Linked DNA regions of Homo sapiens: region 2 is linked to region 1. The links are chromatin loops, found by intact Hi-C in ENCODE. Cell type or tissue: heart left ventricle. All regions are shown on one strand. Each heading gives the region's core, and the rest is flanking DNA. Links, peaks and the distances in the headings are about the cores only. Region 1 has its middle 25 kb from the start of FCGR3A. Region 2 overlaps FCRLB (Fc receptor like B).

What was found. Hi-C counts contacts between places; a loop is a spot of excess contacts. Peaks named below come from ENCODE experiments on the same cell type or tissue, not always from the same donor. Only the 100,000 strongest peaks of a DNase experiment are listed, where the experiment ranks them.
Region 2: it touches region 1 in a loop (6-fold over the local background); 11 of 110 quality-filtered maps call a loop at or near these places.

Annotation. Positions count from the first base shown.
Region 1 is chr1:161,571,847-161,577,218 of GRCh38, forward strand. No RefSeq gene overlaps it. Among named protein-coding and RNA genes, the nearest start is that of FCGR3A, 25 kb to the left of the region's middle. In heart left ventricle, for the core only: no CTCF peak of the experiment used is centred there; no DNase peak of the experiment used is centred there.
Region 2 is chr1:161,723,075-161,728,446 of GRCh38, forward strand. It overlaps FCRLB (Fc receptor like B), which reads left to right. Exons shown (of 8, transcript NM_001002901.4): 5 at 293-547; 6 at 2,747-3,013; 7 at 3,629-3,919; 8 at 4,173-5,069. The coding sequence ends at 4,588. Among named protein-coding and RNA genes, the nearest start is that of FCRLB, 4.2 kb to the left of the region's middle. RefSeq lists enhancers at 3,167-3,306, 4,367-4,416 and silencers at 3,517-3,756, 3,767-3,816, 3,847-4,106. In heart left ventricle, for the core only: a CTCF peak has its summit at 3,122; DNase peaks (open chromatin) are centred at 2,897 and 4,107; H3K4me3 peaks cover 2,489 bases; H3K27ac peaks cover 1,774 bases.

The DNA of each region.
Region 1 (5,372 bases), core at 102-5,101:
TGCTTAGTGTGTCTTCCTCACTTCCTTGCTTTCCATGTGTCCTTACAGTAGCATGTTGCTTACTGCACCAGAGTCACGTAACCGGGGATTGCAAAATTTATAACTTCCCCAACTACTCCTATAGATAACATCACTATTGTGAACCCTGAAGAACGAGTCTTCGAGGTATTTTTCAGATTCAACATTTCAGTAGACCAAGAGACGCCACTAGGTCCTGAGATCCACCCACTCCTGGGAACTGACTTGGCTGCGTGAAGACAGCTTTAGACACCCCTGTAATTTCATCCCCAGCCAATCGATTGTTCCAGTTTCCAAGCCTCCTGCCCACCAAAGTACCCATGAAAAACCCTAGTCTCTGAATTGTCAGGGAGATGTGTTTGAGAAATTGCTGCTTGCTCTCTTCACATGGCTGGCCCTGTGATTATTAAACTCTTTCTTTGCTGCAATAGCCGCTGTTCTTGTTGATTTTTTCAGGGCAGTGGCTAAGAAGAACGTGTGGGGCTGTGACAGCTGTTCTAGTCCCGCCTCAGTTTTAGTCGGGCCTTCTGTCCCTGGATCTTGAGGATAGGGCTTTTTCAGTGATCCTAGATCTCACTCAATGGTAGAAGACCTGTAATCATCTAGGCTTGGGATGGTTTCCAGCCCCTTCCCCAAGGGTAGAGAGTTGTTTTTTGTTGTTGTTGTTGTTGTTGTTTTTTCCTGTTCCTTTCCTCCAGGTGTAATGGGCTCTTTTCCTCTGCTCTGTGCCCTGGGCCCTTATTCTAGTGATTTAAGACATTTGTTCCTTAGAAAAAAGGATTCAGGTGGGCTTCATGCCTTTCCCAGAATGATGGCTGCTCCATTACCTAGGTATGTATTCCCTGGCCACAAGCTTTTCATGAGCTCTGGTGGAGGCCCATGAAGATGCTTCAAATGCGTAGGAATGGCCCTTGTATCATGAGCTCTCAGTTCTTGGCCACATCTGGCTTTCAGCGATTTATTAAAAATTTTAGCTGAATTCTTCTAACCCATTTGAATGGTAGCCCTGCCTTCCTTCCACGCTGTCTTACAGGTGAGCCTGTGCTCATATCCTAGCCCTCTTTAGAAACACCTGTCTTTTCTTAGATTTCAGGGTACTTGGTTGCCTCACTACCTCAGCACTCTGACGGGTTCAAGAAAAGTTATCACTTTGTGTATTATCTGTTTTTTTTCAGGTGTTTCTAATTAATACAGGTTTTTTTGGGGGGGTGTTTCTAATGAAAACATTTTAATGAGGCTGGTTTTCACAGCTGTTTTTATACCACAAATCAAAATGGCCAAGTCCAAAATGAAAAATCACCAGAATGGCAGGGCATAATGAATTTAAGCACAGAAATTAGATGAAGTTATCTGTTTCTCACATGACTTGATAATCTAAAAAGCAGAAAGTAAAATGGTATGTTTTAAAAGTTATCATCAAAAGTGTCCTTGAGGTCGGCACTGACTGTGTCCTGATGGCCATGCAGGCAGGAGTTGTGCTATGTAGGTAGGCTCTGCTATTTGCTCTTCACACGTCTGGTTAGTTTACAATCTCTCCTTGTTCTAAGTTTTCACCAAAGCCTGATACTGGCTTTTGTTTCCCTTGAGGCTATGTTGTTTCTCATATAAACATGATTTCCATTTTATGACTGTCCTAACCCTTCATGGTGCAAGCCTGTTTCTCTGAGCTACTATATTCTTCATATATTTATGTTATTACTTCTTACTATTCAGAAGTACCTTAATATTCAGAACTACCCTTCAAATTGGAGGGCTCTTTTCTGACCATATTCTCAGCTGTTGGACAGGGGACAGGGACCGATCATGCTGGGTGGTTGGAAAAGCCTATGGGAGGCCAAGTAGGGGAGACCTACTGCCAGGACTATCACTCCAAGCTCGATTCTTGGGCCTTCCACCTTCACATTCTAGAGGAAAGCATATTGCCACTCATCCAAGTTGTGTGCTGTGATTGCTAGTGAAATCTGATCAGCTCCGGGGGCTCTCAGCTCTTGGCTGTCAATGCAGGGTGATAGTGGGCTACAGGGGGAGGAGGTAAAGAAGAGAGATTATGCAGATATGTCTGAAATCACAATCTTTCTGATTAGATATTTTGGCTCTATAATCAATTGTTTCTTCTAACACTCACACTTTTCCTCAATTTTTATTTATTTATTTATTTATTTATTTTGAGACTGAGTCGCTTACTCTGTCACCCAGGCAGGAGTGCAATGGCGTGATCTCGGCTCACTACAACCTCCACCTCCCGGGTTCAAGCAATTCTCCTGTCTCAGCCTTCCAAATAGTTGGGATTACAGGCACGTGCCACAACCCCTGGCTAATTTTTTGTATTTTTAGTAGAGATGGGGTTTCACCATGTTTGCCAGGCTGGTCTCAAACTCCTGAGCTGAGGTGATCCACCTGCCTCGGCCTCCCAAAGTGCTGGGATTACAGGCATCAGGCATCGTGCCCAGCCTCAATTTTTAATTCTACGACTTTCTGCTCTAATTCAGGTGAAGCACAGGATAGGTTTGTATTGTTTTTATATCTGTCTCCTGCAAATATCCTATCTTTCCCATTGTAATGAGGGTTCCTCAGGACAGAGACCACTGTTCTTCTCATTTCTTCATTTCTTCCTCCCATCCATCCCCACCCCATCTTTCTTACCTAGCAGAGTCAACATTGGGTTAGAGCACTGCATATGGGTTGAGTAAATCAGTCACTAGTTGATCCCCATGAGTTATTGCTTTCCTGCTCAGAATTTGTTGCTATTGCCACTCTCAGTATCATTTCCCTCCAGTGATTCCTGAAGACCTCATTTTACTTCTGTAATTCTGCCAGGGACCAAGTTAACTGCAGCCTGCTCTTCTGCTCCAGTCACAGTAAACTCTTCTCCTAGGGTCTCTACTGAGACTGGAGGCCACAGGAAAGAACAGATGCTGAGCAGGAACCTCCACTGTCCTCTCGTACAAAATACTTTTCCCAGTTTCTAGAACGATAAACCGCGACCCGATTGAAGGGCTTTTCCATAAGACTACTCAACCAGCAGCAATACTTACCTTCATATTTGCAACTTTACTGAAATACCTTGGTCAGAGGAGATCTCCTTTTAATTTTTATTGTGTATTTATTTAGTAGAGGCAGAGATCTCCTTTATTTACATTCCAATCACTTTTAGGATCTGTCCTGCCTTATCAATCTGCCAATAAATGCACAAAGAGAAATGGATGATGGGAACTTGATGGTGGCAAGATTTGTTTCTTTTTTCTTTTTTCTTTTTTCTTTTTTGACAGAGTCTTGCTTTGCTGCCCAGGCTGGAGTGCAGTGGCATGATCTTGGCTCACTGCAACCTCCACCTCCTGGGTTCAAGCAATTCTCCTGCCTCAGCCTCCCAAGTAGCTGCGATTACAGGTGTGTGACACCACAGCTGGCTAATTTTTACATTTTTAGTAGAGATGGGGTTTTACTATGCTGGTCAGACTGGTCTCGAACTCCTGACTTCAAGTGATCTGGCTGCCTCAGCCTCCCAAAGTGTTGGGATTACAGGCGTGAGCCACCATGCCTGGCTGACACGATTTGTTTCAAACTGGCCCTGGACCCGGCACCCTCCCTTCTGCTTCTGACTCCTCACACATCAGTCCTTCTTCTTTGGATACCTGATTAATGGACATTTCCGGTTCTCGACCCTTCTGCTTTCTCTCCAGGGGATGGCTTACATCTTCCTTCCTGGCTAGCACCTTTTTAGGGTGGCACTTACAGTAAGCTATCTCTTTGTCCTCACCCTTCTGTGTGTTGCCCCAGAGATGAGCCTGCCCAGGGGTTACCTAAGATCTCAACTCTCTTCTGTCCCTGACAGGTTGTGGCAGACTGGGCACCCTCATACTGAAAATCATCATTGAAGAGAGAGTAGAATCTGGAGCTTCATAGAGGTGGAAAGTTGTGATAACTTTCCTTGCCCATCATGAGCGTCATAGCTGACACTCCTATAACAAAAGATGAGTTAGCAAGAGAAAAGTTTGTCAAAGTTTTATTTTATTTTATCAAAATTTTACATGATGCAGGAGCCTTCTGAAATGAAGACCCAAAGACTCAGGGAAGACTCTGTTTTTATGCTTAGGTTCAATGAGGAATGCCTAGCCCTGTAGAAATGTGACTGGATAAAGGGTAGAGTCTGATGCTAACAGACTGATGGGGAAAACTTAGCAAGGCCTGTGTGTTTAGATTCTTCTTGGCCTGTGTACCATTCCTTCCTCCTGGGTGTGGGGCAGTACTCCTCTGAAACGAGGGTCTTTAATGACTTTTCTCAGTTGCTTTGCATTTGCTTCTTTGTGAAAGATCAGTTGACTCTATTCATGTGAGCCTATTTGGGGGCTCCCTATTCTGTTCCATTAATCTATTTGTCTGTTCTTTCACCAATAATTGGATACTTTTTACAAGTTCTTCCTGGTTCTAACCACCATGTTCCTAATGATGATAAGCATTGACTAATTTCCAATTTTACCCAGTGTTGCCAGCTGGGGCACAGAAACAATACCCCAATATATGGCACTTTGGCCTGCTGAGTGCTTTGAACTAAGGGAGATTGGAAGACCTCAGAAGCAAGGTCTCTCTGACATTCTCTTGCCCTTCTGTCCTTTACCCTTCCTTCTCCCCTGAAGCAAGTCATAGAAACCAAAATCCCTCTTCCCCAAAGCAAGCCATAAAACTTAGAAATGTTACTCTCTCCCTCCTCCCTGGCTGAAGTGATCCACCCACTTTGGCCTCCCAAAGTGCTGGGATTACAGGTGTGAGCCACCACTCTTGGCCGGGTATTTGCATTTCTAATGGGTTGTTAGAGATGATGATGCTTTAACACAAAGACCTGAATTCCCTGAGGAGGTGTGGCTGATGCTTAGACCTGGCTGAGGCCTCTCCAACCAGAGCCTCCATCAGTCAATCATCCTTTTTGTTTGTTTTCCTGGTGCTTGCCTTCTCTGCCAGGCTTCCCTCTCCTTTGGGGTTGGCAGCTGACTGTAGTGCCTGGCTGTCTCAGCTTGTGGGGAAGTGGCTATAAGGAGGAAACTGTAGAGAGGATTGATAAAAACAACCACAGGGATTCACTGAGCCTGTGGTCAGGATATTAAGAGGAAGAGAAACAAAATTCAACCAAGCAGAACAAAAAGAAAGGAGTACATTCTGAATCAAGAGGCTGGAATCTGAGAGTATGTACAATTGGAACCATTTGAGTTTATAACATTAATCTGCCTTCCCAAAGTGGGTCTATAAACACTAGTCCCAACTGGAAGCAGAGACTAGATTCTTCTAGCCTTTTAATGATAATAATGATTAAGACTAAATTTATATGGCAGGTTCTGTGTTTAGCATTATTTATGGATTTT
Region 2 (5,372 bases), core at 176-5,175, 150 kb after region 1:
TTCAAGTAGACTCCTCACTTCTTGGCTGCGCTGGGATAGTGTCTCTTCCCACTCTCGTCAACCCCTGGGACTAAATTTGCTTGAAGGCATTTAGAAATGGGTGCTGGCTGATGGACTGGTAGTCTGTAACCCAATGAATGTGATCTCCTCTCCTGCAGGGATGGGTTAGTACATGGGCTGGGGCCTGCGAGCTGGGGTTTCCTAAGATTTCCCAAACTCAGGTCGTTTCTTTGGGCACCTCACCTTGATTCTCTTTGCATGCTGCCCCCTCTCACCCCACTCCCCACCCCAGCTACTCTGGAGAAGCCCATATTGTCTCTACATCCACCTTGGACCACCATCTTCAAAGGGGAGCGGGTAACTTTGAAGTGTGATGGATACCACCCACTGCTCCTGGAGCTCCAGCCCATCAGCACTCTCTGGTATTTGGGCCACCTACTTCTGCCCTCTCACAAGAAGAGCATTGAGGTGCAGACACCAGGGGTGTATCGATGCCAGACACGGGGAGCACCCGTCAGTGACCCCATCCACCTCTCTGTATCCAATGGTGAGTGGACTGAGCACGAGGGGAGGGGGAGCACGTGTCTCCTCTGGCAATACTAGTCCTCTGGTGGGAGGGAACACTGGGCCAATCCCAAGGTGCAGGAAACAAGGGCCACACTGGGGCCTATCTTAAGTCTCTGGAGCAGGTAGGGACCTGCACGGCACTATGCGAGAGATGCAGTAAGGCATGCCTAGCCCCCAAGGTCCCCTTACCCTCCTGCCATAGTGTGAGGCACAGTGTGAACATTTCTGTTTGTTTCTGAGACCAGCTCAGAAGAGCAAAGGCTCCAAGGACCTGGAGTGCTGGACAGAGAACTTTAGGGGGTTGGGGAGGGAGCAGTAAAGGAAATTCACCAAACAGGAAAGGTGAGTTTCCCTGGCAGTCTGAGCATAGATCAAGGATCTACTCTCAGTTGAACAGTGTGATGCTTCTCTGTGCCTCAGTGTCCACATCTGTAAAGAAGGGACAATAATAGTATGTATCTCTTCGGCTGCTCTGAGGATTAAAAGTGAATTATGATTTGCTAAAGAAAAAAAGCAGCAATTGAACTGAGCACTTACTCAAAGTTTTATTGCAGACGTGTATATGTGTACACAGGAGTCAGCTGAGAAACTGATTCTCGAGATGCTTGAAGGGTTTTAAAACAGGATAAGAAAAATAACAATAATTTGTTCAATAAAGTACAGGATTGCTGGGCACGGTGGCTCAAGCCTGTGATCCCAGCACTTTGGGAGGCCAAGGCGGGCAGATCACCTGAGGTCAGGAGTTCAAGACCAGCCTGGCCAACATGGTGAAACACTCTCTACTAAAAAAAAAAAAAAAAAAAAAAATAGCTGGGCATGATAGCGGGTGCCTGTAGTCCCAGCTACTCAGGAGGCTGAGGCATGAGAATTGTTTGAACCTGGGAGGCGGAAGTTGCAGTGAGCTGAGATCGTGCACTCCTAGCCACAATTTGTATTCAGAATTTAAAGCACATCACTCAATGTTCAGATTAGCACTTACACACACTTCATATTCATACTCTGTGGTTTCTTGTTCGGAAATCATTGGTGATAGCAATAATTATACTGAGTACTATAGGAGTAATTACTGCTTACAGATTGGGAGTGCATGTGGATTGTGGCTATTACTTGCAGGATTCTTTCTCAATGTACAACACCTAAAATGGCATCTGCTCTGTGCTAGGGCTATGTAAGCGTGCTATAATGATCACAGGGTAATTATGAGGTGCTGTAGGAGATACCTAAGGCTCTCCTGGGGTGTCAGGGATGTTTTCTGGAGGAGATAAGGTCTAAGCCTAGACATGCAGGACAAGCAGGTGAACTTAAACAGGTGAAAGAGAGTCTTCTTGGCTGAGGAAATAGCAGGTACAAAAGCCTCGGGCTCAGAGCAGGGCCAGTTCTCTCAACAGTTCAGTATGGCTGGAACTTATCCTGTTAGGAGTGGAAGATGAGGAAAGTAGAGAGGAAATGGGGCAGGAATGAATACTGCCATGGTGAGGGAGAGGTAAGCAGGACCCAGTCAGGAGGACTCTGACACCATCCTAAGGAGGTTATAGTTGATTCTCATGGTCAAAACCCTTTGAGGGTGGAGCCAAGTCTCTGGCATCTTTGCTCCCTGGCTAAGTGAAAGACCAGCCATCCCCCTTCCTTCCCACTCACCTACAAATATATCTTGCACTATGAGGCTGCTGGGTGCCAACCACCAGGGAAGGCCTGTCCGCTCAAGAAAGCAGTGGGAGGCCAGGCCCGGTGGCTCACGCCTGTAATCCCACCACTTTGGGAGGCCGAGGTGGGCGTATCACCTGAGGTCAGGAGTTCAAGACCAGCCTGGCCAAGATGGTGAAACCCTGTCTCTACTAAAAAATGCAAAAATTAGCTGGGTGTGATGGCGCCCACCGGTAATCCCAGCTACTCGGGAGGCTGAGGCAGAAGAATCGCTTGAACCCAAGAGGTGGAGGTTGCAGTGAACCGAGTTTGTGCCACTGCACTGCAGCTTGGGCGACAAGAGCAAGACCATGTCTCAAAAAAAGAAAAAGAACAAGAAAAAAAGAAAGAAAAAGAAAAGAAAAGAAAGCGGTGGGAGATGGCGGGGAAGGGAGGGAGAGGAGTTAAGAGGAGAAAGCTGGAAGGCTGTGAGAGTGGGAGATCTCCAGGGCTGGACTTTCTGTGGAGTCAAGCGTGTCTGTGGTGTCTGTCGCAGATTGGCTGATTCTGCAAGTGCCCTATGCGCCAGTGTTCGAGGGTGAGCCGCTAGTCCTGCGCTGCCGCGGCTGGTACGACAAGGTGGTCTACAAGCTTCACTACTACCACGACGGCCAGGCCGTGCGCTACTTCCACTCCAGCGCCAACTACACTGTGTTACAGGCGCGTGCCAGCGACAGCGGGCGCTACCAGTGCTCGGGCACCATGCGCATCCCGGTGGAGAGCGCGCCCATGTTCTCCGCTAAGGTGGCTGTGACAGTGCAAGGTGGGAGAGACCAGGGGCCCCGGGAGGGAGGCAAATGAGCATTGAGAAATTCTGGGACAGGAGCTCGGCGAGAAAAGAAGGGGCGGAAGTTCAAATAGCTGCCACTTGGAGGGTTTCTCTTAGACTATGGACGCTGTCTCCTCTCCTTTGCCGTGAAGCAGCGCTTGATCCGCCGCCTGCTTGGAGGCTGGTCCCTTTCCCCGACGCACATCCTGGCTTCTCACTCTGGCTGGGGACTCCCACAGAGAGGGCAGCTCTGGCAGGGGCAGGGGCCACTGTGGGACTGGGACGAAGGAGCGACTCCCTAGCGTCCTGCAAGGCAGGCGCAGCGTCTCCTATTCTAGGCTGCAGAACCCGAGCTGAGTGTCAGTCGGGATGTGACATGAAGCGTCTGGCCTGGTCCCTCTTCCTTTCAAGCTTTCCCCGTCCCTCGTGGACTCGGTCCCCCTGCCCCACATTTCAGAAGGCTCCCCTTCCCCCTCCACGTGGACACACGGCCTCCTCCCCTCCCCCCTTGGTCTGTGGGTCTGCAAGGAGCCCTCGCGGGAAGCAGGAAGGAGCGGGGTCGCGGAGCGGTGGACAAGCCGGCGCCGTTGCTCCCCGCCCTCTCCGTAGAGCTGTTCCGGGCGCCGGTGCTGAGGGTGATGGGTCCGCGGGAGGCCCGCGGCGCGGCGCTGGGTGGGGTGGTGCTGCGCTGCGACACGCGCCTGCACCCGCAGAAGCGCGACACGCCGCTGCAGTTCGCGTTTTACAAGTACAGCCGCGCGGTGCGCCGCTTCGACTGGGGCGCCGAGTACACAGTCCCGGAGCCCGAGGTCGAGGAGCTCGAATCGTACTGGTGCGAGGCGGCTACCGCCACCCGCAGTGTCCGGAAACGCAGTCCGTGGCTGCAGCTCCCGGGGCCGGGTGAGTGCCTGCACACCCTCCCGGACGCCGACCCTGGCGGTCAGCCCTGCTTCCGCCTCTCGGCACCCACGAATCACCCCCGCCCCCTGGTTCCCGTCCCGCCCCCCGCCTTTCCCATCTCCCCTTCGCCGCCCTCCTCCTCACCCCTCTTCCGGCCTTCCCCATCCCCGCCCACCGCCCTACGCCCCTCCCCCAGCCCAGCGCCGAGAAGAACCATGCAAGCCGCGCGTGACTGGGCGTAATGCATTCACAGGTTCTCCCCTGGACCCGGCCTCCACCACCGCCCCAGCTCCATGGGCCGCAGCCTTGGCTCCTGGTAATAGGCCGCTTTCCTTCAGAAAGCCCCCGGTGTCCAGATCGGTCCCGTTGGTCACCTCCGTCCGGAACACCACCTCCACCGGGCTGCAGTTCCCGGCGAGCGGCGCCCCGACTGCGGGGCCACCCGCCTGCGCTCCGCCGACGCCCTTGGAACAATCGGCTGGAGCCCTGAAACCCGACGTGGACCTTCTGCTCCGAGAAATGCAGCTGCTCAAAGGCCTTCTGAGCCGGGTGGTCCTGGAATTAAAGGAGCCACAGGCCCTCCGGGAGCTCAGGGGAACGCCCGAGACCCCCACCTCTCACTTTGCTGTGAGCCCGGGAACCCCAGAGACCACTCCTGTGGAGAGCTGAGGGGGCGGCTACCGTCCCCTCTGCAGGCTCATTCCTCCTTGGTCTCCTGCTTCCCCTCACGCGAATTTCTTTCAAAGCCATCTGTTTGCATCCTTGTGTTTTGCTGTGGTTTTTAAAGGAGCGCCCACGAAGTGTAGTGGCTGACGATTTCAACCTCACACAGCAGTTTGTAACCGCAAGCATTCTCTTTGAATTCTCACAGAATTCAGCAAGAAGTAGAAACCTGTTATTTACTACATTGTGATTTAACTTTGGATGTGAATTTAGTCACCCTTAGCCCTTCAGATAAGCCTAGCCAGTACATATTTCAGCACAGGCAGTTTTTTTGGTATTTAAGTACATTGAGGTAACTGAGCACTTGAGAATATTTTAGGGTCAAAGTGTAATTATTCATAATGAATTTACTCTGTTGATATTAAAAAGACGTTCAGTCCTATTACTGATGAGTTTACATCTTCAAATAAATCCTGGGTTCTATTTAGTTTTGGCGAGAGAAAGTTGTTTGTGTGGGCCTCCCATTCCCTGGTTAAAAGGGTCAGAGTCTTTGGGAGGCTGAGGCGGGGGGGGGGGGGGAATCACCTGAGGTCAGGAGTCCGAGACCAGCCTGGCCAACATCGCGAAACCCCGTCTCTACTGAAAATACAAAAATTAGCTGGGCATGGTGGCAGGCGCCTGTAATCCCAGCTACTTGGGAGGCTGAGGCAGGAGAATTGCTTGAACCTGGAAGGCGGAGGTTGCAGTAAGCCGAGATCGTGCCATTGCACTCCAGCCTGGGCAACAAGAG